Regions from separate parts of the Homo sapiens genome. Here regions 1, 2, 4 and 5 are each linked to region 3. Evidence: chromatin loops called from intact Hi-C (ENCODE). Cell type or tissue: endothelial cell of umbilical vein. All regions are shown on one strand.

Region 1 (5,000 bases), 280 kb before region 3:
AAAGTATAATTAACTACATATTGCAAAAGAGCTATTCTTGCGAGAAGGTAGTATGCGAATTAATTTTGAAAACTGTATATTAGAAAATTGTAATTCTGGCTTGGCACAGTGGCTCACACGGGTAATCCCAACACTTTGGGAAGCCAAGACAGGGGTATCATTTGAGGCCAGGAGTTTGAGATCAGTGTGGGCAATACAGTGAGACTCCAACTCTAAAAAAAATTTTTTTAAATAAAAATAATTAGGTGGCATGGTGGCACATGCTTGTAGTCCCAGTTACTCAAGAGGTTGAAGCAGGAGGATTACTTGATCCCAGAGGTCAAGGCTTCAGTGAACAACGATTGCGCCACTGCACTCCAGCCTGGGTGACAGAGCAAGACCCTGTCTCTTAAAAAAAAAAGAAAAAATTCTAATTCTAAAATATAGGTTGAATATTTTTAAGAGCTACTTGGTTGGCAGTTGTGCTTATATATAAGTGTTATTAAAGGAAAGTGACCATTATTTGAAGAAATATACTACTTTATCTCTGGTCTGTTGGGGAAGTGTTTTTTCTTCATATTTGTTAAACATTTAAACAATTACTTTTGTAGTTGAATTCATTTTCTGTGTCTATCCAAGTCATATGAAAAATTATGGTTATTTTGTATATTACTTGATGAACTAAAAATGACTTGTTGCTGTTGTCAGTATCGTGTTTTGTGATTGCTAGGAGATGATTCATTCTTCAAATAGTCAATTACACTTTTTCAATTTTTCTTCCTTTCATTTCTTACTAATTTTAAAATAGATGATCTGCATTAACATAGTATTAGGTTTGACAGGTGATTTATTATGTACCTGGCATTTTTTTCTTTTTCTATTTTTTTTTTTTTTGAGACGGAGTTTTGCTTTGTTGGCCAGGCTGGAGTGCAATGGCGTGATCTCAGCTCACCACAATCTCTGCCTCCAGGGTTCAAGCAATTCTGCCTCAGCCTCCTGAGTAGCTGGGATTACAGGCATGTGCCACCACGCCAGGCTAATTTTGTATTTTTAGTAGAGATGGGGTTCCTCCATGGTGGTCAGGCTGGTCTCGAACTCCTGACCTGAGGTGATCTGCCTGCCTCGTCCTCCCAAAGTGCTGGGATTACAGGCGTAAGCCACTGCACCCAGTTATACCTGGCATTTTTTTCTAGTGTTCAAAGATTTAATTAAAAATTTAGAATCAGAATTTTCTAATGTGCTAAGTTTTCAAATTAATTAGCATAGTGACTTACCTGCTAAAGTACCCCTTTGCCAGGGAGAGCTAGCTTGTATGTGTGTGTAGACAGAAGCAAGATAGAGATGGCAAGTGTGTTTTCACAGGGCAAACTTAAGTTTTGCAATTATTTTTCCATCAAAATCATGAATCACCTGTGAAACTATTCTAGCTAACTAGATAACTTATTCATATTTTATCCTAGTTCTCTTCCTCGGGAAGTAAAGAAGAGACTGCTTTTCAAGCTGTTATTCCTAAACAAATAGAGAGAAAAACCTGTGACCCTAAGGTAAAATTTGTGAAGAACATCGATTTATTTAACCAACTACATTTTCTTTTCTGTTTAAAACAAAAAAACAAAAAAACAAGTATCAGAGTTTTCACAGGCAGAAGGTTAGTAGCATAATAAATAAGTCTGGTTTTAAGAACAAGAAAAACTATTTAATGACTCCTGCCCCCCTTTTTGGTCTTAAACTTTCTCTATACTACTAATGAGCTAATAATAACAGTGTTTACATTATCCTTCCGTACATAGGATACTCTAGGGGTTGGACACAAAGCCATGTAGAGTAAAATTAATGAATACTCTGTGGGGAACAAAATGAGTATCTTTATACCCTTTAACTTATTATAGTCTATTCTGCCACTTATACTTCTGAGTATATAGAAGTATACGTAACCAACATCTAAGTAGTGCTACCTATTCTATATCAAAAATTAACAAAGACAACAGCATAAAAATGGATGGGTTTTGTAAATAGCAGTTCTACTCCTAAAACCCAACACACCTCTGGAAGAGATCTACATGGCAGCATAGAAGGCAAGGTACCTATTTTGGCCAGGCATGGTGACTCATGCCTGTAATCCCAGTACTTTGGGAGGCCAAGGCGGGTGGATCACTTGAGGCCAGGAGTTCGAGACCAGCCTGGTCAACATGGCAAAACCCCGTTTCTACTAAAAATACAAAAACTAGCTGGGTGTGGTGGTACACACCTGTAGTCCCAGCTACTCTGGAGGCTGAGGCATGAGAATCACTTGAACCTGGGAGGTGGAGGTTGCAGCGAGCCAACATTGTGCCACTGCACTCCAGCCTGGGTGACAGAACGAAACTCTGTCTCAAAAAAAAAAAAGTGGGGGAGGTAATGTACCTGTTTCCTTGTGGGGAGTATACATTACCCATCAGACAAAGCAGAAGCAGAAATATACAGAATCTTTAACAGTTGAGACTCATTTTTATTGCAATGTTTATTTTTAAATTCAGAAGAATATTTTCCACCAAAGTCCTATTAAAGGGGCATTTAAATTAGATTTTTCTTTCAAATGTGTGATTTACAGTTCTTCATTTTTGAATAAGAGTATATTCAAATTATATATTACTGTCATTTTGTTAGTTAAAAATGAATTAATCCTTTACCTACATTCCTTTGACTCTGTTACAGTCTTATTTTTCCACATTTTGGGTAAGCTTTACTTTGTATGGAGTAAAAAATCCTAGAACCCTCCAGGGGGCAGCAGAGAAAGCCATTTGAAGCCTGAAAACAGACTGAGTGAAAGAGCCTGTCTAAGGAACATGTCTACATTGGAATCACACTCTTAGGCTTTTGCTCTCAGAGCAGTAGGATATCACATCTTTCTACTGAGAGGCAGAGAGTCCACCACCCATCCTGCAGTTGAGCCTGATATTTTACAAAACCCCTAAGTAAAGAGAAATGCTGTTTGCATTCTTTCTCATTGTTCCCTTTCTGTTACTGGCTGTTTATTTATTGCTTCCTGTATACCAAGTACTGTGTGGTACCTAGATGAAGCAAAACATCTCTGCTCACAAGGGGCTTACAGTACAATTAGTACAGAAATAAGGAAAAACTTCATTGAAGTATGAAGTTGTGAGTCTATAATATATAGTATTGTATGTAATGCATAGTTGTATAATATATAGTGGAAGCATTGAGAAGCAACTAAATATTTCTGGTTTAATTAGCTATTATTATTATACTCATCTTTATGCTTGTAATAAAATTATACTTATTCATTTGTTTCCCCCTCATTGGCTATAAATCATACTTTTTTTTTTTTGAGATGGAATCTCTCTATGTCACCCAGGCTGGAGTGCAGTGGCGTGATCTCAGCTCACTGCAACCTCCAACTCCTTGGTTCAAGCAATTCTCCGGCCTCAGCCTCCCGAGTAGCTGAGATTACAGGCGTGCACCACCACGCCTGGCTAATTTTTTATATTTTTAGTAGAGATGGGGTTTCACCATGTTGGTCAGGCTGATCTTGAACTCCTGACCTCAAGTGATCCACCCACCTTGGCCTCCCAAAGTGCAGGAATTACAGATGTGAGCCACCATGCCCAGCCTAAATCATACTTTTTAATGTTGAACTTAAATGTAGTTAAATCGATGCACTTTGAATTTGTTACCCATAACGTATGTTTTAGGATAATAGGAGAATTTCCCGGTTTTCAGCATTAGTTCCTGGTATTTACAATAGTTCCTGTAATAAAAAGCTGAATTATGTATTGTATTCTGTGTGTTTACTTTGTGAATATATATGTCAACATATAGTTATGCAGTTCTTATTTTTAATAATTTACCTGTAGCCTGTTGAGTTTCAAGGACATCAAGTAAAAGGATCAGCTACTAGTGGTGTAATGGTCAGAGGACACAGCTCACAGCTAGGATGCAGTCAGTTTCCAGATAGCACTGAGTATGAAAACTTTATGACAGAGACACCAGAGTTACCTAGCACGTGTATGCAGATTGACTTCTTGCAGGTAAAAATATTTTTATAGTTGCATTTTGCCAAATCATTTTCTTTATGTTAATACTACATTTTGTGAAAATAGTATAGTTGTTTATACAGTTATAAGTTAAAAAGGAGTACAGTAAATTGACAAGAAGCATAATATCTCAAAACTAAATAACAAAAGTATTTTACTTGAAAGATGTATTACTTTTTTAACATTGGGAGTTTAACAGATTACTTTTCACTTCAGAGAAGACTATAAATTCATGACAAAAGCAAACAGGTACATTACACAAAGAAAATACTCACCTGTTTAACATCTAATAGATTTTTTTTCTTCTGATATTTCCCTTCTCTCTTTAAATATGACACTGAGTACCTCTAGTTGCTACCAAAGGCAGATTTCTGGGGATGAAAATAGAGGTCATGAGGTTAGAATGATAAGCATGTATTTGAAACAGTGTTCATCAAAGAGATTTTTTTTTAAATTTCCCTTTTTGTCAAAGCATAATACATATGAGAAGAAATAAAGAAAAAAAAGCATAATACATATATGAAATAAGTAAATCATCACAAAGCATACTCATATAACCTCCACCTTTAACAAATAGAGCATTCTCAGCATCTCAGAAGCTCTCCTTCTGCCCCTTTTCAATCACTACCCTTTTCACTTTTCCCTAAGATATCCACTGTCTTGACTTATAACCATCTATTAGTTTTGCTTTTAAAACTTTATATAAATAGAATCATACACAGTGTATTCTTTGTGTCTGCCCTCTTTTGTTTAATATTGCAATTCTGAAATTCATTTATGTTGTTGCCTGTGGCTATAATTTATTCATTTTAATTGCTGGTGTAGTATTCTGTTGCATAAATATATCCCAATTTATCCATTCTTCAGATGTTTGTGTTATTTGTGTTAAGGGACTATTACAGATACTGCTGCTGTGAACATTCAAGTACCATCATGAACATGTACATATACACACATGCGTGACATACTTATGTTGGTTATATTACC
Region 2 (5,000 bases), 440 kb before region 3:
TCCCAGCTACTTGGGAGGCTGAGATGGGAAGATCTCTTGAGCCCAGGAGACAGAGGTTGTAGTGAGCCAAGATAGTGCCACTGCACTCCAGCCTGGGTGACAGAGTGAGACCTTATCTCAAAAAAATGAAAAAGACAATTCCAAGAAAGAAAGCATGAACAATAGTACCAAATGCTTCTGAGTTCAGTTGGGATGAGGACTGAAATGTATTTGACTATTGATTATGGAGTAATATCAATGTAAACATAAAGGACAATATATAAAGTGAAACACCCCCTCATGCCCACATGACCTTTCCTGTTAAACAACAGCCACTCAACAAATCTTGCATATCAACTTCGTCTTCCTATATTTCTTCTTCTTTTCCCTCTCCCTGTCTCCTTCTCCCTTTGTTTTCTCCTTCACCTGCCTTTCTAGCCATACTCTCTTCTTCCTCTGATTTTTTCCAGTAAAAGGCAGAGGGAGGTATTTCAGACTTGGGAGAGGATGAGAGAGATGGGAAAAGGTATCTCTGTAACAAGAATATTTGATTGCCTGAATCAGAAATCCCAGCCTTTTTGAGGCAATTAAGTCCTTTTTAAGTTAAAAAATGAGTTTCTCTTGGTATCTGCTAAATAACAGTGGCCAAAAATACTATTAATAGACATTTAATTTTTAACAACAGCAGCTACATACTCATAACATATATTCAGAGAGATAACATTGTCTATAAATATTATTTCCTGCTGCCCATTCACTTTCCCCATAGGCAAAGCCTAGCGGGCCTAGGGTACTGTCTGCACCATGTTTTATTATTTATTTATTTATTTATTTATTTATTTATTGAGACAGGGTCTCGCTCTGACACCCAGTGCCAGGCTGGAGTGCAGTGACACAATCTCAGCTCACTGCAACCTTGATCTCCTGCATTCAAGCGATTCTCCTGCTTCAGCCTCCCGAGTAGCTGGGACTACAGACACATGCCACCACACCCGGCTAATGTTTGTATTTTTAGTAGAGACGGGGTTTCACCATGTTGCCCAGGCTGGTCTCGAACTCCTGACCTCAAGTGATTTGCCCACCTCAGCCTCCCAAAGTTCTAGGATTACAAGCGTGAGCCACCGCGACTGGCAGAACATACTGTCTGCCCCTCATTTTAGAAGTCAGATTAAATTTAGCATTTTGATACATACTATCTTGAATTGCTCTGCAATTATTTTACTAGGAATTTGATAACAAAAGTAGGCCTTAAGAAATACCTGTGGAATTTAATTAAAGGATTCAGTTTTGTTTGGAATATCCCTTAGTTTCTAGTTTTGTGGTAAGAAAGAGATGATGCTTTACATCATAAGATATTCAAAATATATGAGCAATACTGTAAAATTACATTAAAATTACATTGCATAATTATACTTTTAAAATCTGTGCCTAGCACAGGTGACAGTGACTGAATGGATACTTTTGTGATATTTTGTAGAGTGATGGTTTGTACAGTGGAAATGTGTGTGGTTTGTTTCCTGCTCAGCATCCATTCCCTCTTCTGATAAAGGCATCTGGATCAGGTGGGCTAACTCAATTCCTGTCTTGGGTGAGGGAAAAGACACAATCCAGCCTGACCCACCAATGTACCCCATCTCATCAGGGCACAATGATTGGTTTAGAGACGCACAGATGTTGCAAATAACTCCGGTAAGATTAAAGTATGGGTTTAAACTGTTGAGTAAAGAGAATTATCTTTTCTGCTGGGCTTGAGGGTAGAGGGATATAAGCCTTGAGCTGCTGGGCGCCACCTTGAGGAGAAAGCCTTTCAGAAAGTGAAGTCAATACCCAGAGTAGAAAGTCAAAAAATTAAAGGAGATTAAGTATAGATAATACCACTTGACCCTCAGGATCCAGCAATTTCTGAAGGCAGATACCCCTGGACTTTTCAATTACATAATCCAGTATAAGCTGAATTTTTCTCACTTGTAATTAAAGGATTTCTAACAAAATAGTTAACTTTTGTGAATTTTTTTTTCTGGCAAAATAGTCTGCTTTACAAAAGTCAAATTTCAAAATGCATTCATTTATGCAACAAATTTTTTTTTTTTTTGAGACAGAGTCTTGCTCTGTGGCCAGGCTGGAGTGCAGTGGTGCGATCTCGGCTCACTGCAACCTCCGCCTCCCAGGTTCAAGCCTCAGCCTCCCAAGTAGCTGGGACTACAGGCGTGCACCACCACGCCCGGCTAATTTTTGTATTTTTAATAGAGATGGGGTTTCACCATATTGGCCAGGCTGGTCTCGAACTCCTGACCTCGGATCTGCCCACCTCAGCCTCCCAAAGTGCTGGAATTACAGGCATGAACCACTGTGCCCAGCTGCAACAAATATTTATTAAGCATCTACTACGTGCTGGTGTATCACATTGTGTCAGTCATGCTGAGAGTAAGTTAACTAGGATCGACTACATAGTGTTCCCAACCTAGGCACTATTAGCATTTTAGGTAAGATAATTCTTAGTTGTTGAGGATGATTCCAAGTGTGGCCTCTGGTCAATATATGCCAGTACAGCCCCCAGTCACTGTCACTGTGACAAACGAAAAATGTCACAAATTTTCAGAAGTTCCTCTAGGTGGCAGTACTATGCTGATGTAGAACAGTGAAGTTGGGGGAAAGACAGACCCTGACAACACAGAGTTAGGAATTTTAGAGCTCTCAGACATATACTATCTAAAAGACATGTCAGAAGTCCTGAACGGAAAAAAAAAAAAAAGCGGGGGAGGGGGGAGTTGTTCCAGAACACAGTGGTATGTAGTATTATAAGGTAAAAGGCAAGCAAGGGTTTTAATGAACTTAGAAGAGCTAAGTGAGTAGAAAGAAATCTTATAAAATATCACATGATTAAGGACAAACAAACAGAATGCTTGAGGCCACCTATAGCCAGAAGTGAGCTAAAACAAGCTAACAGTGAAATAGAGCTTTGATCCTACAAATTCAAAAGGGGACGTTCTGCAGGCAATTGGTTCTCCCTCTCAACAAGGCAAGGTCAAGGAAAGGTCATAAAAAAAGGGATGAGGAAGAGAACTGTTCAGATTAAAGAGGCCTAAGCAAACAACCAAAAGCAATGTGTGGACTTTACTTATATCCTGATTTGAACAATTTAGCTGTAAAGACATTCTAGGGACAATTGCGGATGTTTAAACACAGACTAGATCTTAGATGATATTAAGAAATTGTCACTTTTCTTTGATGTAGTTACATAGAAAAATGTTCATGTTTTTTGAGAGGTATATTCAGCATGAACAATTATGTCAAGCTGCTTAATATCTCAGTACCTCAATTTCATCAGTAGAGATAACAATTACTTCATACATTGTTGAGAAGATTGAGTTAATATTTATAAAGTGCTTAAAAGAATACCTAGCATTGCCGGGCACGGTGGCTCACGCCTGTAATCCCAGCACTTTGGGAGGCCAAGGTGGGTGGATCACCTGAGGTCAGGAGTTCAAGACCAGCCTGACCAACATGGAGAAACTCCGTCTCTACTAAAAATACAAAATTAGCCAGGGTGGTGGCACATGCCTGTAATCCCAGCTACTCGGGAGGCTGAGGCAGGAGAATCGCTTGAACCCCGGAGGTGGAGGTTGTGGTGAGCTGAGATCGTACCATTGCACTCCAGCCTGGGCAAAAAGAATGAAACTCCGTCTCAAAAAAAAAAAAAAAAAGATAACTTTTCAAGGAGACCAGTTACAAAATACAAAGGAAAGGCAATAAATAATACAAAGAAATTGGACCAGGTACGGTGGCTCACACCTGTAATCCCAGCACTTTGGGAGGCCGAGGCCGAGGTGGGTAGATCACCTGAGGTCAGAAGTTCAAGACCAGCCTGGTCAACATGGTGAAACCCCATCTCTACTAAATATACAAAAATTAGCCAGGCTTGGTGGCGGGCACCTATAATCCCAGCTACTTGGGAGGCTGAGGCAGGAGAATCATTTGAACCCAGGAGGCAGAGGTTGCAATGAGCCGAGATCGGGCCATTGCGTTCCAGCCTGGACAACAAGAACGAAACTTCTTCTCAAAAAAAAAATACAGAGAGCATCAGAACAGAAAGATAGATTAGCGAATAGAAAAGAGATCAATGGGACGAAAAAATGGTGGAAGGAAAAATAATCATGAAAGCCAGAGGGGGCCGGGCGCAGTGGCTCATGCCTATAATCTCAACACTTTAGGAGGCCGATGCAGGCGGATCACAAGGTCAGGAGTTCAAGACCAGCCTGGCCAAGATGGTGAAACCCCGTCTCTACTAAAAATACAAAAAAATTAGCCTGGCATGGTGGCGGGCCCCTGCAATCCCAGCTACTAAGGAGGCTGAGGCAGAGAATTGCTTGAACCAGGGAGGCGGAGGTTGCAGTGAGCCAAGATGGCACCACTGCACTCCAGCCTGGACGACAGAGCCAGACTCCCTCTCAAAACAAAAAGCCAGAAAGAACATATGTGGGAATTATGTTAAACTTTAAGTGTGAGAGAGATGTGAGTGAGAGATCCAAGGAGAGATATAGGACAACCAGGAGGTACCATTCCCCAAATAAGCCAATGAAAATGCTACATATGGTCGGGCACGGTAGCTCACGCCTGTAATCCCAGCACTTTGGGAGGCCGAGGCGGGCGGATCACGAGGTCAGGAGATCAAGACCACAGTGAAACCCCGTCTCTACTAAAAATACAAAAAAATTAGTCGGGCCCCGTGGCGGGCGCCTGTAGTCCCAGCTACTACAGAGGTTGAGGCAGGAGAATGGCTGAACCCGGGAGGTGGAGCTTGCAGTGAGCCGAGATCGCCCCACTGCACTCCAGCCTGGGCAACAGAGCGAGACTCCGACTAGGGGAAAAGAAAAAAAAAAGGCCAGGCGCTGTGGCTCACGCTTATAATCCCAGCACTTTGGGAGGCCGAGGCAGGCAGATCACGAGGTCAGGAGATCGAGACCATCCTGGCTAACACGGTGAAACCCCGTATCTACTAAAAGAAATACAAAAAAATTATC
Region 3 (5,000 bases):
AAGGCATGGGTACTGGTATAGAGAAAATAGTATATGCTCTGAATCAACAACCAATATATGGTCTTGTTTCACCCAAGGACAGGCCACATGGGTCCAGGAATCAAAGGGAAGAAGCAGGAGTGGAACCTCTCACATCACTGGGAGTACTAGATTTAGTAGATTATAACTCTAGCCTTTTAACCAGTTGCGAAAACAAGGACCGTAGCCAATATTCATATTTCCCTCTTTGGGTGGTAGTGCATATGTTCATACCTTAACCCATTTCCTTTTTCCCCTCTCCCTGTTGTGTATTAATTTATACAGGCTACACTGGTGGTGATTACCTTTATAGCTTAGGCTGTAAATGACATGTAGGTACTTTTATAAAACTGTTGCCAAATGTCTCCTTTCTCTTATTTAAGTGTCCATGCAATAAATTCTTCTTGGAATTAAGTTCCAAAAATAAGTCTGCATTTACAGAGGAACTTATACACACCCCTTTACTAACTAATGAAAGATGTACAAATCCAGCTTGTTCCTCTTTTGACTTGGTTGTCTGGAAGCTCAGAACTTTCTGTAAGCTCTACTTTATGATTCATTCAACACAGGTTTCCAGGACCCAAGCTGCTCTCTTCATTTATTCTAAATGGTTTCTAATCAGCGTTTTTCAATTTAACTTTTGCTTACATTGGATTTTGGTACATTTTAGTAGTGCATGTCACTTCAATTCCTTTTCATATGTACTTAAGTAAATACGTAAGTAAGTAAATAAACTGCGCCTTTAGTGAAGTAGTTTGTGGCTTCCCCTTAGCAACTCTGTCACACAGTAGCCTGTTCATTCGACCAGTATTTATTGAGTACTTACCATGTACAGACATGACAGGCCTATACCCCTCCCACCCTTGTGTGTGTCTTCATGTCCTTGACCATTGCTGTGATTTCACGTCAGATGGCCCATTGTCAACCTCATGAGCAGTGCCATGGGGTAATGGATTCCTGCTCTTATTTGGACTGTCTTCCAGAGCCTATTTCTGATTGTTCCTCACTCCCATCCCCTAAAGTCTGCCTTCTACTAATGGGTGCCTTTAAATCCAAATCAACCCTTAGATAACATCTTATAATTTCTGAATTCTCTGATAACTTTTATACTTTCATATTTTAGGTTAACTGGAACCTCATGGCTTTTACAAGCTACCCCAAAACCAAAATGGCCTCATCCTGAGAGCCAAGGGCTTTCTTTGTTTTGAAATAAAGAAGTGAAATACGTGGGTCTGGGCAGGGGTAATGTTCTCAGTGAACACAAACATTGTAGTTTCTAGAAAGACGTGTTCTTCACTGGTAACAGTGAACTAGCATTTCAGTTATAAGTCAGTCTCTTCAGAGTTTGATTGGTAAAAATAAATGGATTGGACTATACACAATCTACTCAGCTTTTCTCTTTTTCTATTGTTTAGGAATAATGTTTGTCTAATATGGGTACAATTCTCCGTAAGTGCTTGGATTATTTTCCTCTTTTTCTCCCCTAAACTGATTTTTCCTCCTTCCTGCCTTCTTGTTCTTCCCAAGCATGTATATTTATTCTTTCATTCATTCAACATTTTCATAGGTACCTACTATATGCCAGTGCTTCACAATGTGAAGGGTAAAGGGATGAAAACGGCACAGTTTCTGGACTCTAGAAGCACACATTTGTGGGGAGGCCAATGTGTAGAAAATGATTACAGCCTTGTGATAAATGACGGAGCAGAGGCACTGTGGAAGCCTAGTGACGTCCCTTCACCTGACCCACAAGCTGCGAGGCTCTCTGGGGATAATGACCCTGCTTTATAATGTAGTACAAGGTCATCAATCTATCATGTTGGGTGGGATGTTGGGCTGTTTCACAGCTGAAAGAATCAACAAAACATCCCAGGCCACTGCATGAGCAGGCACAGTTTTGGAAGTCACACTAATTTTCCCACAAATCCACATATATGCAATTGTGACCCGGGACAGTAAAACTAGTCCTCCAAAGTAGAATTTTAAGGAAAAAAGATTCATATTTCTCATGTAAGGCATAGAGATTACACAAAAGTATTAAAGAGCTTTCTTAGGAGTCCTGAATGCCCAGTGTGGCACTCCAGAAGTCTCTGTCAGCCAGTGAAATGATGTCAATAAAGGATGGTAATTGGTCCCTAAAGGATTGCCTTGGACAGTGTGAAGAACAAATACTCAACAATGGCAACAAGCAGCAAGGGAGAGTATAACTATTTATCTAAATCAAAAGATGTGGATACTTTGGACATGTAGGATGTAGTCAGATAATTAAGTAGTGTTACGTATGCATTTCTGTACCCTGCCAAGAGACTTCCAGGAAAGCTATTTACCTTCCCCATTTGATACTTCTTGCTCTTGTATCAGTGACTAGCAGCCAGTGCGAACAGAGCCAAAACGTTTCTACCAGCAGCTAATGCAGTCTAGTCCCACAACAGTGGGCATGACCGCGAGTGGGCTCTTGCCCACAGACAGAAGGAACCTGGTGTGTCAGCTAAGAATCTTTGGGCCTGTGGTCATAAAGAGAACTTATTAATGTATCGACTTTACTAAGTCCTGTCATCAACAAAACAAAAACCACTGCTTTCTTTTTTAGTCATTGCTTAATATTCCCCCTATCCAAGTTCGCCATCTACAGGTCATATCATTTACAAATTGCTTTTAAGGTCTTCAGAAGATTGTATATGAGAATTCACGTGTGCCTCCTATTCAGGGAGTTGATACTACTAATTCTTGATTGATGCCACAACTGATGACTATTACTGCGTAACTACTGTCTTGTTAGATATTGACTGCACTCTTCTTTTACATTACCACTCAGGGATTGAGGGTTAAAAGGTAATAGTGAAAAAGAGCTATTAAGTATATGTTTTAGTGCCATATTTCTTAACTTGTTAGAAAAATTCACTCTTTTTTGTTAACATAAAAGTATCACACTTTTGGCTGGGCCTGGTGGCTCACAGCTGTAATCCCAGTGCTTTGGGAGGCCAAGGCAGGAGGATCACCTGATGCCAGGAATTCGAGACCAGCCTAGACAACATTGTTTGTAGAGACCCCATCTCTACAAAAAAAATTTTTAAAAATTATCAGGGCTCGGTTGTGCACGCCTGTAGTCCTGGCTAGTCCAGAGGCTGAGGTCGGGGGGATCCCTTAAGCCTAGGAGTTCAAGGTTATAGTGAGCTATGATAACACTGCCACACTCTAGCCTGGGTGACAGAGTGAATGAAACCCTGTCTCTTCAAAAATCAAAACAGAAAACACTTTTCACTAATGTTTTTATTACAAAAGCACTAACAATCCTAACAGTACCCACCATTTACTGAACACTTAGCTTGCTATCAACTTACATATGTTTATTACTTATGCCAAATTTATGAAGTCTTGTTATTCTCATTTTGTGGATGAGAAATCTGAGGCTACAAGAGGTGATGCAGTTTATTAAAGATCACAGAGCTTGTCAGTAAGTTGCAGAGTTGGTGTTGGAATGCAGATCTGTCTCCCTTCAAACCTGCACTGTGAACAAATTCACCACACTGTCTCTGAATATTTTATTTTTCTATATTTCAAACCTAGAATGACTGTCTATGGCTTTTCAACTACCCTCTCCCCCTCACTTTGAAATATACTCTCCTGGGCAGGGGCCGTCTCCCTACTGCTTCACTGAGTAGGAAAGAATGACCCTTCTTGATCTACTGCACAGTGACTGAGGGTACAGGCAGAAATGCAGAGAAGCCTCCTGCACCACCACGTTAGTCCAGCAGCATTCCAGAAGTCCAAGGTGAAACTGTAACCCACTCTTCCTCTTCCTGGAGCTTAACTTGGCAAATGCCTCCTGATCAGACCTCTATTCATTTGGAGTCCTCCCTATGGGCTCTAAATGAATCCCTGTTCAATCAACAATGCCTAGATTTACGTACACATAGGGGCTAAGGCCTGCTCTGCAAAAGCATCCTCAAGTTGGAGTTCTGTCACATTTTTCTTCGGAGGTTGCTTTTTAAGAAGACCATTAGGAAATTAAAGACACCCAAACTAGTTTTGGCATAAAGGGGAATGTATTGATGGACATGAGGATGGGAAATGCAGACAGTCCTCATGTGGGATTAGAACAAGGAAATGGAAAGCTGTTAGTGGAAGCCTGCCTCCCTTTCTTTCTCTCTCTCCACAGTATGATTTATTCATTCCATTAAGACTTGAATGCCTACTATGTGTCAGGCACCATGCTAGGTAGGTGGGGCAAGAGTACCTACAGATGTAAATGAAACAGAAAAAGTCTGCTTCATTTCTCTCTGTAGACCATCTTTATCTGACCTATTTATGATGGCTTTGCATGACCCCTCGACTCAAGCATTTAACAGAAACTAACTCAGTTGCAGCGTCCTTAGTTTAAAGATAAAATCTTAGCACAACGCATGGCTTGTTCCTTCCAGCATTTAATCAGGTGTACAGCAAAGGGGCTTGTAGCAGGGAGGTTTGCATGGACAATCTCAAGTCAAGGAAAAATAAATTATGTAAAAATGGGATGTTGGGAAGGAAAAACTGACTGGTGAAAGAAATGATGATCATCTCTACTGCAAAGACTTTCAAAGATAAAGGGATGATGGTTTCCATAAACTTGAGGAAAGGGGAAAGAGCCCTAGGAAGGCCAGGCACTCATGCTGAGGTAGGAAAGGCTTTGATGGCTCAGCCAGAGACACCAGTTTGAGTGTGAGGGGAGGCTTTGAGTAAGGCACTGCTCGCTCACACAGCCTCTCACTCAGGGCCTTAGGGAAGCCTGGGTGAAATCCTTTGGGAGGGTAGAAGGGACAGAAGAGAAGAGGGGAATTATGAATCTTAAAACAAGGCCTTCCCTGGAGTGCCTGAAAAATTCATGGTTGCTTAAAAACTCAAATCATTTAAGGTTGCCTGAAACATTTGTGAACCCTGGAGGCAATCAATCTCCAATTATGAGAGCAGCAGATGGAGAGCAGTGATACTACAGCAGTGGCTCA
Region 4 (5,000 bases), 200 kb before region 3:
AATATTGACATAGAGTTTTATTTTTTATTTCTAGTCTATTTTGTTTTTACAAAATTTCTTAGTAGACTTTTACCATATAGCCTTAGAAAGGTATCTTGATTTTTCTGTACATTATTGTATTGTGAGATTAATCTTTTTCTTCCTTCAAGAGAAAATGAAGCCTCAAATCCTCAAAAATAAAAACCCTGGAGAAAAAGAGAATTTGCTGAGAAGAATGCCATTATCCTCTTGCAAATCCTTTCCTTTCTCTTATTCTCAGTCCTGCTGTCTCATGCACCCAACAATAATACAACATAGTTTCAGCGTGGTGACTGGTGCTATAAAAATGCAGTTAAATAGAAACCCACAGTTGTGTCCTTCAGGATAAAGATGGCTTCTGTCACAGAGAAAGCCAAAAGCCTAACAACATAGGAAAGCAAAACTCAGAATCAAGTATTTTCTGAATCCTGATTATTTTTAAAACAGTAGCCATAGATGCTATATTTCCAAGCACAAAATGAAAAAGGAAAGTTTTTAATTATGGCTGAGGGCAGGTCAAGAAGAAACACATTTAAGAAAGATTAGACACAAAGAATTTCCCGCTGGCAAGTGTTATTAAATAAAGGAATGTATTACTTTGAGACTTTTTTTTTTTTTTTTTAATCTGGCTGGGCACAGAGGATCATGCCTGTAATCCCAGCACTTTGGGAAGCTGAAGCAGACAGATCACTTGAGCCCAAGAGTTCGAGTCCAGCCTGGACAACATGGTGAAACCCCGTCTCTACTAAAAATACAAAAATTAGCAGGGTGTGGTGGTGCTGTCTGTAGTTACAGCTACTCTGGAGGCTGAGGTGGGAGAATCGCTTGAACCTGGAAGGAGGAAGTTGCATTGAGTGGGATGATGCCACTGCACTCCAGCCTGGGTGACAGAGCAAGACCCTGTCTCAAAAAACAAAAACAAACAAACAAAAAAAATCAAGTATTTCTTTAGAAATCCACCAGAACCCTATGATGAGGTCTCATCTCTCTGAAAAGTTATGTGATCCAGCATTGAGGAGCTTTCCTTTCTCTGTCCAGCCCCAGGAATTTTGATTTAACAAGAATACTGAAATTGCAATGTATGTTCCTCTTCTCTACAACAGTGTTTCCATTGATAGTTCAAGAATGAGTTTTAAACGTTTGTCTTAAAATTACAGTATCCCATGTCAGTGCAAATGGCTCAACTCCTGGGGCCTTAATTTTAACTGTGGATGAGTTCTACGATATAACTTACCCCACTTCAGACATCTCTGAACTGAAATTTCCTTCCAATGTTTGACAGAGACTACAAAAGAAAAGGCATTCTCCAGAAGGCTGGCATTTTAAAAAATAACAACTTCTGATTATGAATGTTCCAGTATTTACCTAGAAAACACAGAGATAAAAACTTAACTTACCACTACTCAATGGAAAAAAAACCACTATGAATATATTTTTCACTCTAGGATGTATGAGCTTATATGTCTGTCCAATCATTTAGATACAAATATCTATAAACTGGGGTCATACTAAACATTATGAGATTAAAAAATTAAATATCCATCAGAAATATAATTTTAATGTCTGCATGACATTTTGTTATTGTAGCAATTATATGTAAATACATTTACTACCAAAATTTTGTAGTAAACTATTGTATAATGTATTATTAGTCTCTACTGTTGATAAATGTGGGCAACTTAAATTCGTTCCAATTAACAGGTAAAGTGGTAAAATGGTAAGTCCTTAAGTTACCTTAGATCCTTGGGAAAGCACAGTAATTTGTTGACGAAGTTAAGGACAAGTAAAGTCAAGTGGGAAACAGATGAAAATGGCGAGCGGAAATAGAAGTTTGGGTGTCTGGACCCATGAACTAAGGCCTAAGGCAAATGATGCTGAACGCCTCTCTGTCCCCGCCCAACGTTTTACACTCGGGACATCTAGCTAAAAATGAACATCAAATACCAATTCGGATGATAATTAAAATGTACTGGGGGAACGACAAGCAGTCTGGAGAATGAATCTGAACGTGGCTCTGGGTGCGTAAAGAAAACATCTGTACAGACATGATATAATACACAAAGTCTGTACCCACTCAGTGCATCTGAGTCCTTTTGAGCCTGGAGACCAAGTCCTTTTCCCCAGCCTATTGGGTCTTGGCGTCACTTCTAGCTGATTTGCTAAATCCTCAAAACAAAAGAAAACGAAACCCGTGGGGCTTAAATCCGGTTGTTCTTAAACTTGGCAACTATCAGAACCCTAGGGGAGGTGTTTTGTGTTTGTTTCTTTCGGCTTTTGAAACTGCAGGTGAGGACGTGGCTGGGCACTGTGCGTTTGTAACCTGAGCCGCAGGTGAAGCTTCCCAGAGGGCGTCCCCGGACCGACCTCGAGGAGACCCCAAATCCACTGTCCCCCGGTGGCCGGCTGTCTTGGGAGCTCCCCCGCGGCCCCGAAGCCCCGCGGTGCTCTCAGGATACCCCCTCGACCTCCGTGCCCCACCAGGGGGCGCCCCGACTTCGCAGCGCGCCCGCCGTGAATCGGCTGCCCTCGGGCGGGCCCGGCCCTCCAGGACCAGAGCGCGTCCTGAAAACGCTCAGGTGCGGCAGGAAGGGAGTGTAACCCCGAGAGGGGCAGCAGGCTGTAGGGGGCGCCTCCTGCACACCTGTCAGCGCTCCGGCTCCCTCGGACACCGCTCTCGCAAAAGATCTTGTTTTGTGTTTTGTTTTAAAAGTCTTCTCCGCCCCCATACTGCTTGAAGGCGTAAATGAGGGAGGGGTGGGAGGGGTGGAAGGGGGAAACGGAGAAAAGAGACGCTGGCGGACTGAATACCTTCTTTAAATTACTGCTGACACCTCGGTTCCAGGCCCCTAAAATCTCAATCAACAATCTATTAGAACTCAACAGGAGTAAAACTAAATCCTCGTTTAAGTGTATTTATCCGATCTCCTTTCTCTCTTTCAAATGCTAAATCCATTTCAGCATATGCCCCCTTCTTTCTCTCGCCTTTCTCTCAAGATTGGCAGCCCATACCACTCTTGTAAATATGAAAGATGCTAATCATATGACATATCACGTCTCCGTCGGAGCCGGAATAAAGCCTTCAGATTTGGGATCATTGCCTCCAGACAACAGCTTCATCAGCCGGAAAGTTGGTTTTTTTTCTCCTTTCCTTCAACCCTCAATCCCTTCTTTGTCTGGAGGAAAATGCAGCCGACTCGAGCCACCCAGGCCATATGGTTCACTCTGTATTTTCTTAGTTGAATTCTGAATTGTTTCTGTGACTTGCGAAGTTTTTTTGGAAGTGCGTGTAAAGACATAGAAGAACTACTTGCGCAGGGAGCGCTGCCCGGGCGCACCGCGGCCGCCCCCTCCCGGCCTGGAGACCCGGCCCTGGCTCCTCCGCCGAGAGCTGTACTAGCAACTGCGTTATCGCAGGGTCGTTTCTACCAGGCAGGCCACAGCTGTCTGGTTCGCGCCTGGTGCTAACGCTGCGCCTCGCTAGGCGCCTGGCACTCGGTAGGCGCTCGAGAAATACTTCGGGGGGAAAGAAAGAATGGATAAATCAGCAATAAGTGTCAACCCCCAATGTTTTAGATTCTAAAGTATATCTTTAGATCCCTGAAAATAAACCATACCCCCGTCTCCCAACACTATTGCATTACACAGTTTTATTGTTACATACACGTATCCTTTTCTGATATATAAAACAATTTTTTTCTGTAGACACGGTCTCACTCTATTGCCCAGGCTGGAGTGCAGTGGTGCGATCTCGTCTCATTGCAACCTCCCGTTTCCGGGCTCAAGTGATTCTCCCACCTCAGCCTCCCGAGTAGCTGGGATTACAGGCACGTACCACCAAGCCTGGCTAATTTTTTTTTTTTTTTTTTTTTTTTGAGACACAGATTTGCCCTGTTGCCTAGGCTGGTCTCAAACTCCTGAGCTCAAGCGATCTCGGCCTCCCAACGCGCTGGGATTACAGGCATGAGCCACCGCGTGCCCGACCACTAAAACGATTTTTAATACCTTTTGAATGTAAGCTCTGTGGGGGTAGGAATGTGCGTCTTGTGCGTCGGTGTTTCCTGGGCCTAGTACAGTGTTTGACATACACTGGGTGTTCATTAAGTGTAGTTTGAATGTAGGAAGGAGAAATGATTCAATGAATCAATTAAAGTAATAAACTGATATCCTTTTCCCAAAAGGTACAGATTAAGGAAGAGTCTCTGCTAAAGATTCGAACTTATTTACCTCAACATCACCCTTTTAATTTGTATCAGCAACAATAAACGATACATTTATTTCCAGAAGAGAATTAAGTTTTGTTTTGTTTGTTTTGGGTATTTTTTTTTCCTTAGTGGGGAAAGGAGAGGGAAAATCAGCTTTCAAGATCTTTATCCATTTCTCAAAGTTCTGTGTTTTCCAGGTTAGGGACGGTCCCTGCGAGGGAGCAGGCTGCCAAATTTCCTTTCTCTCTGTCTAACTCCTTACACAAATCCCAAAGGGCCCTTTCACCAAATCATTAAATTCTACAGAGGTGGTCAAGCTCGCACTGCTTTTCATGAAACGCAGAAAGAAAAGGGTCCTTGAAGTTTAGAAGATGCCCAAGGAAAACTCCTTGAATGACATCAAAAGAATGAGTTTCCATAGCTGTTGAAGCACGAGGGCAGTGTATCCGCACAAAGGGGGATCGGGGCACTGGGACGGGCCCACCGCTCTGTCCCAGGACAATTGGGTCACTGAAATAGGGAATTAATTACCATTGGAGAGTGGGCAGCCCATTCACCACTGGCTGAGTTTTATTAAACGCCAATATAAATAACAAAACAACTCTTGTGGCTGCACTATTCCTACACGCCAAAGGAAGGATTATGCTGGGGATTAACATCTTAAAGTCTATGAGACTTTCTGACTCAAGGCTCGGAGCTGGTAATCGTGTTTGTCTCCTGGTTCAGCGATTAGTGCTCTCTTTCTTGCACTTTCCCCTGGATAGCCAATGTCCCTTTTTG
Region 5 (5,000 bases), 610 kb before region 3:
TGTATATATACAAAAAATATATCTTTTTAACTAATTAGGTTCATATAGTTCATACTCTTTTTAATATGTATATTATATATAATATATTTAATATATAACTTTTTATATGTAGTATATTTATATATCTTTTATAAATACATAAATTTATATATCTTTATATATATACCTATATATCTTTTCTGTATCTTTTATGAAAAGATATATAAATCTTTTTAACCGAATTAGGTTCATATAGTTAAATGTTCTTTTTTAATATCCTTTTTTAGGCAACAAAATAACATGAACATTTTCTCATATTAACTATTCTTCTACCCATATGATTTTAATAGAGTACAGTATAAAGGAAGAATATGAACATCTTAAAGGTGCATTTAGTAACTTTTATGCTAAAGTAGCCAAACTCTTCTCACAATTTTTCAGTGTGTTTTCTCAACTTTAAAAATGCCAGAATCTTATCAACAACCTCATGAGGAACTTGAAAGTATTTGTCCCTTTCTCCCATAGATGTTAAGTTTTTAATAGAAATGTGAGCATTAGCGGCTGTGATTCAGAACATAAATAAATCATACTCTTTGACACGAGAATCCCTGTTCGGCTGTGCTTTCATCAAGAGAAAATAGATGCCTCAGGAACAAATCAATGAGCTTTAAGCTGCCTCAACTAAAAATTATATTTTTTCATGCAAAAAAGAGTTTACAGATTTGCAATAGATTCCTTCACTTTGGGTCTTTTTGTTTAAAAATGTAAATACTGAGCTAGCATTGTAGTTATGGTTCAGAGGTTTGTATGCTAAATAAAATCCTACAGCAGTTATTCAACAGCATGATACTGATGGCTACTCTAATTTTCTACACAATGCCTCTGGCATTTGAGAGAGTCTGAAAAATGCTAATAACATCACTTCTCATTATAACCAAGTACAGCAGTGAAAGTGATCTCATGTCTGTAATTTTTTAAAAATAATTAGATCTTCTCTGTGTGTGTTCAGATAGAGCCAAATTTTTTAATGTCACTAGCTCCTTTTATTGTGTGTCCCTAGGTAGAATTTGTCCCACAAATGTTCTAAGTTAATTAGGTGATTTCTACAGTTCCTAGCACAGTTTTAGGCTTATAAGAGTATTTAAGAACGGCTTCTCAAATTAATACGTATCTGACTTTCCTTTACCATTTTCTTAATAGCAAAATTAAGAAATTAAGCCAAAATTGGCCTACTAGGCAAATAAATATTTGATATGAAAGTAAAATGCCTGTAATTGTGTTTTTCTTGTTTGCTGTAGTGATTGCAGCAAATTACTAAGGCAATGGAAACGCGAGATGACATGGTGGAAGTTTATGACCTAGTAAAACTGTCAACCAACATACTGGGAATCTGTGTGAATAATTTATATACAAATACAAATTTATTATAAAACTAACTTAAACAACTGACAAAGCTAAAATAAGAACTGTCATTTAAATATAATCAAAGGGATACCAAATGGTATTTTTCATTCAAAAAAGACTGACATTTTTGTTAATAACTGAAAGCATATTATGATCGTTGAAACAACTCTAAGTTTTACATCAAATTTTGTTCTTTAGAATAATAGGTATAATTTGTATAGTTGCTACTTATAGTAATAGCTCATAAACAGGCAAACACCTAAGAAGTCTCAGGAAGAACACATGGAAAGATAACCTTGGTGGCTTCCAGGAAGGGCATTGGGTAGCTGGAAGACAGATATAAGGAGGGAGATTTTTCACAGTATGCCTTTTTGCAATTCTTGAATTATGAGTCATTTTAATGAATGTCCAACTTTAAAATAAAATTGTATTTTTAAAGAATGAACTGGCCGGGCATGGTGGCTTAAGCCTGTAATCCCAGCACTTTGGGAGGCTGAGGCAGGAGGATCACCTGAGGTCAGGAGGTTGAGACCAGCCTGGCCAACATGGCGAAACCCTGTCTCTACTAAAAATACAAAAAAAAAATTAGCCAGGCATGGTGGCACACGCCTGTAATCCCAGCTACTTGGGAGGCTGAGACAGGAGAATCGCTTGAACAAGGGAGGCGGAGGCTGCAGCGAGCCGAGATCACACCACTGCACTCCAGCCTGGGCAACAAGAGTGAAACTCCGTCTCAAAATAAATAAATAAAAATAAAGAAAGAAAGAATGAACTATTCCCTGATACTTTTTAAAATTTGTAGTTTCTTCTAAATTTGACTTCACTAATATGTCTATTAGCTTTCTCATTTCTAAGAGGCAAGCAAACTTAACAAAATAGCCATGAAAATATTTCCATAAACCATTACAATTTTAAAATAAAATATTTGTTTTAAGTTTCACACAATATTAGCATACTAACTTTACAATAGTAGCTAGGGTACAAAACTATAACGCACAAAAAAGAAAACCAACTCTGACAAACTTGTTTTCATATATGAATTATAAAAAAATTTCCAGTGAAAGGAAAAATGTAAATAATCTTTTTATTTTAAATATAAGAAATCAACTTTCACATTAATTCACTGAGTTCCTGCTATGTGGCAGGTACTGTTCTAGATTCTGGAGACACAGTAGTCAACAGAACAGAAAAATTTTTACCTTCATGGAGTTTACATCCTAGGGTAACATTTCAGTGATGAGCTGTTAAAAGGGTACTAGAGACTCTAAAGTGGTAAACAGACCCATGTCTTAAATCTCCCCTTTCTTCATTCTCTATTTATTTCAGCATTCTTCATTTATATCTTCAAGCCTCCTCTAAATCTTTTCTTATCTCTGCTATCTAGAAGTAATCCACTAGGTGGCAATGTCTGATTGAGCCGAATAAAAATTTACTTAGCTTGCCTCCACTGGAATGCATTCTTTTTGTTTGCTTTAATTTTGCCATTACTTGATTTTTGGGATGACCAAAATACAGCTTAAAATATATCATTTTGGGGAAAACAAAAAATATACAGAAAGATTAGATAAAAGTAGATTGCTGGAACATACCACCTTCTCTCATAAGACAGTTCAGGCATGATCTTAATCATACCCCAACACATATAGCGGTAGATAGATTCCTCACCATGAATGAACAGAACTCCTGAAAAGAAATAGTACAGAATGATGGAAAAAAGAAGTCTGGAGAAGGAATCTAGAGATGTGTGTTCAAGTCCTAGCTTTAGTTCACCTTTAATCCACTTAAGATGAGTCACCAGGGGTAACTCACCAAATCACCATGAACCTCAGTTTCTCGTTAGAAAAACATAGAGTAATACATCTTTACTCACCTGAGAGGGTCTTATAAAGATGAAATGATTTAAACTCTGTGAAAGTGCTATTGTGGACACATGTAGTCACATGATTCTAACATGACATTTTGGTTAAGAGAAAATGCATGGTTTGGGGGATTATGAATATAGTAAATAGTATTTTTCAACTTATTTTTTTAACTTTGTGCCCACTATGTATAATAAACTGTTCCAAGTGTTTTAAAATATTCATTCATACTCATAACAACACTATGAGTTAGATTCTATTATTATTTTCATTCACAGCTGGGGAAACTGTTATAAAAAGATGGAATAACTTGCCCAAGGCCACTAAGACAGCTAATAAGTTGCAGAGGCCATCTTTTCTAAGGACCACCTCAATTCTATAAGCCATATCCATTACATGAGCTATTTGAGGGTCTCTTGTACCACTGAAAACATCATAGCCAATAGACCTTCAGGGTAGGCTAGGCCTAAAGAATAGGAATTTCTTCAGAGCATAACAATAATGAATGTAACTGCTTCAGGCAAGGAAACCAAACTAATCAGACCGAAAAATGTCCAAGTCAAAAAAGGTAATAAGGCCGGGCGCGGTGGCTCACGCCTGTAATATCAGCACTTTGGGAGGCCGAGGCGGGTGGATCACCTGAGGTCAGGAGTTGGAGACCAGCCTGGCCAACATGGCGAAACCCAGTCTCTACTAAAAACACAAAAATTATCTGGAGGTGGTGGCAGGTGCCTGTAATCCCAGCTACTCAGGAGGCTGAAGCATGAGAATCACTTGAACCCAGGAGGCAGAGGGTTGCAGTGAGCCAAGATCGCACCACTGTACTCCAGCCTGGTGGAGAAAGCAAGACTGTGTCTCAAAAAAAAAAAAAAAAGACAATAATTGTGGTTTTACAAAGAAATTCTATACTCACATATCTTGAGTACTTTTATAGCCGCTTCCATATAGAGCCTGCCATCCAAAAGGTAAGTCATGGAAGGTGAGATTTTTGTCACCCATCACTAATTTACCCATCCTTCGATCCCCTGCTAGGATACTTGTAAGCTTTCAGAACCAAATTCAGATCTATTTGTTGGACAAAAATTTTAAAAGTGCTTAAAAACTATAAGTAGGCCAGGCGTGATGGCTCATGTCTATGATTCCAGCACTTTGGGAGGCAGAGGCGGGAGGATTGCTTGAGTTCAGTCCAAGACCAGCCTGAGCAACACAGTAAGACCTTGTCTCTGCTAAAAATAAAAACTAAAAAAATTAGCCAGGCACGATGGTGCATGCCTGTAGTCCCAACTTCTTGGGAGGCCGAAGTGGAGAATCACTTGAGCCCCGGAGATTGAGGCTGCAATGAGCTATGATCACGCCACTGCACTACAGCCTGGGCAACAGAGTGAGACCTTGTCTCAAAAAACAAACAAACAAAAAAAAAATTATAAATAAACTTTATTGGTATAGTAGTTTGGAACATGATCTGTGTAGATTATTGACCTCCATCTTGGTGAAATAGGAATAGTAATAGTACCTCATAAGTTTGCAAGACTAAAACGAGTTTAAAAATGGATAATGCTGGCCGGGCGTGGTGGCTCACGCCTGTAATCCCAGCACTTTGGGAAGCCGAGGCAGGCAGATTACGAGGTCTGGAGTTCGAGACCAGCCTGATCCACATGGTAAAACCCTATCTCTACTAAAAATACAAAAATTAGCCAGGTGTGGTGGCACGCGCCTGTAATCCCAGCTACTCAGGAGGCTGAGGCAGGAGGATCGCTT

The links. A loop is a pair of places that touch in the nucleus more often than their neighbours do. Peaks named below come from ENCODE experiments on the same cell type or tissue, not always from the same donor. Only the 100,000 strongest peaks of a DNase experiment are listed, where the experiment ranks them.
Region 1: it touches region 3 in a loop (17-fold over the local background); 74 of 110 quality-filtered maps call a loop at or near these places.
Region 2: it touches region 3 in a loop (11-fold over the local background); 25 of 110 quality-filtered maps call a loop at or near these places.
Region 4: a loop joins it to region 3, with 14 times the contacts of the local background. A loop is called at or near these places in 80 of 110 quality-filtered maps.
Region 5: it touches region 3 in a loop (8-fold over the local background); 10 of 110 quality-filtered maps call a loop at or near these places.

Annotation. Positions count from the first base shown.
Region 1 is chr4:112,602,531-112,607,530 of GRCh38, reverse strand. ZGRF1 (zinc finger GRF-type containing 1) reads left to right here. Exons shown (of 28, transcript NM_018392.5): 9 at 1,440-1,523; 10 at 3,834-4,007. Among named protein-coding and RNA genes, the nearest start is that of ZGRF1, 32 kb to the left of the region's middle. In endothelial cell of umbilical vein, a CTCF peak has its summit at 2,757 (motif pointing right); a DNase peak (open chromatin) is centred at 2,750.
Region 2 is chr4:112,763,391-112,768,390 of GRCh38, reverse strand. It overlaps a transcript of ANK2 not described here. Among named protein-coding and RNA genes, the nearest start is that of MIR302CHG, 120 kb to the right of the region's middle. In endothelial cell of umbilical vein, a CTCF peak has its summit at 2,586 (motif pointing right); no DNase peak of the experiment used is centred here.
Region 3 is chr4:112,325,698-112,330,697 of GRCh38, reverse strand. All of the region lies in intron 2 of ALPK1 (alpha kinase 1), which reads right to left. Among named protein-coding and RNA genes, the nearest start is that of ALPK1, 31 kb to the right of the region's middle. In endothelial cell of umbilical vein, no CTCF peak of the experiment used is centred here; a DNase peak (open chromatin) is centred at 2,627.
Region 4 is chr4:112,521,562-112,526,561 of GRCh38, reverse strand. It overlaps NEUROG2-AS1 (NEUROG2 and ZGRF1 antisense RNA 1), which reads right to left. Exons shown (of 4, transcript NR_161159.1): 2 at 1,253-1,383. Among named protein-coding and RNA genes, the nearest start is that of NEUROG2, 7.9 kb to the right of the region's middle. RefSeq lists silencers at 2,399-2,618, 3,269-3,388 and enhancers at 4,540-5,000, 4,188-5,000. In endothelial cell of umbilical vein, CTCF peaks have their summits at 2,496 (motif pointing right) and 3,408 (motif pointing left); a DNase peak (open chromatin) is centred at 3,281; H3K4me3 peaks cover 1,015 bases; H3K27me3 peaks cover 3,531 bases.
Region 5 is chr4:112,936,445-112,941,444 of GRCh38, reverse strand. It overlaps a transcript of ANK2 not described here. Among named protein-coding and RNA genes, the nearest start is that of ANK2-AS1, 110 kb to the left of the region's middle. In endothelial cell of umbilical vein, a CTCF peak has its summit at 2,774 (motif pointing right); no DNase peak of the experiment used is centred here.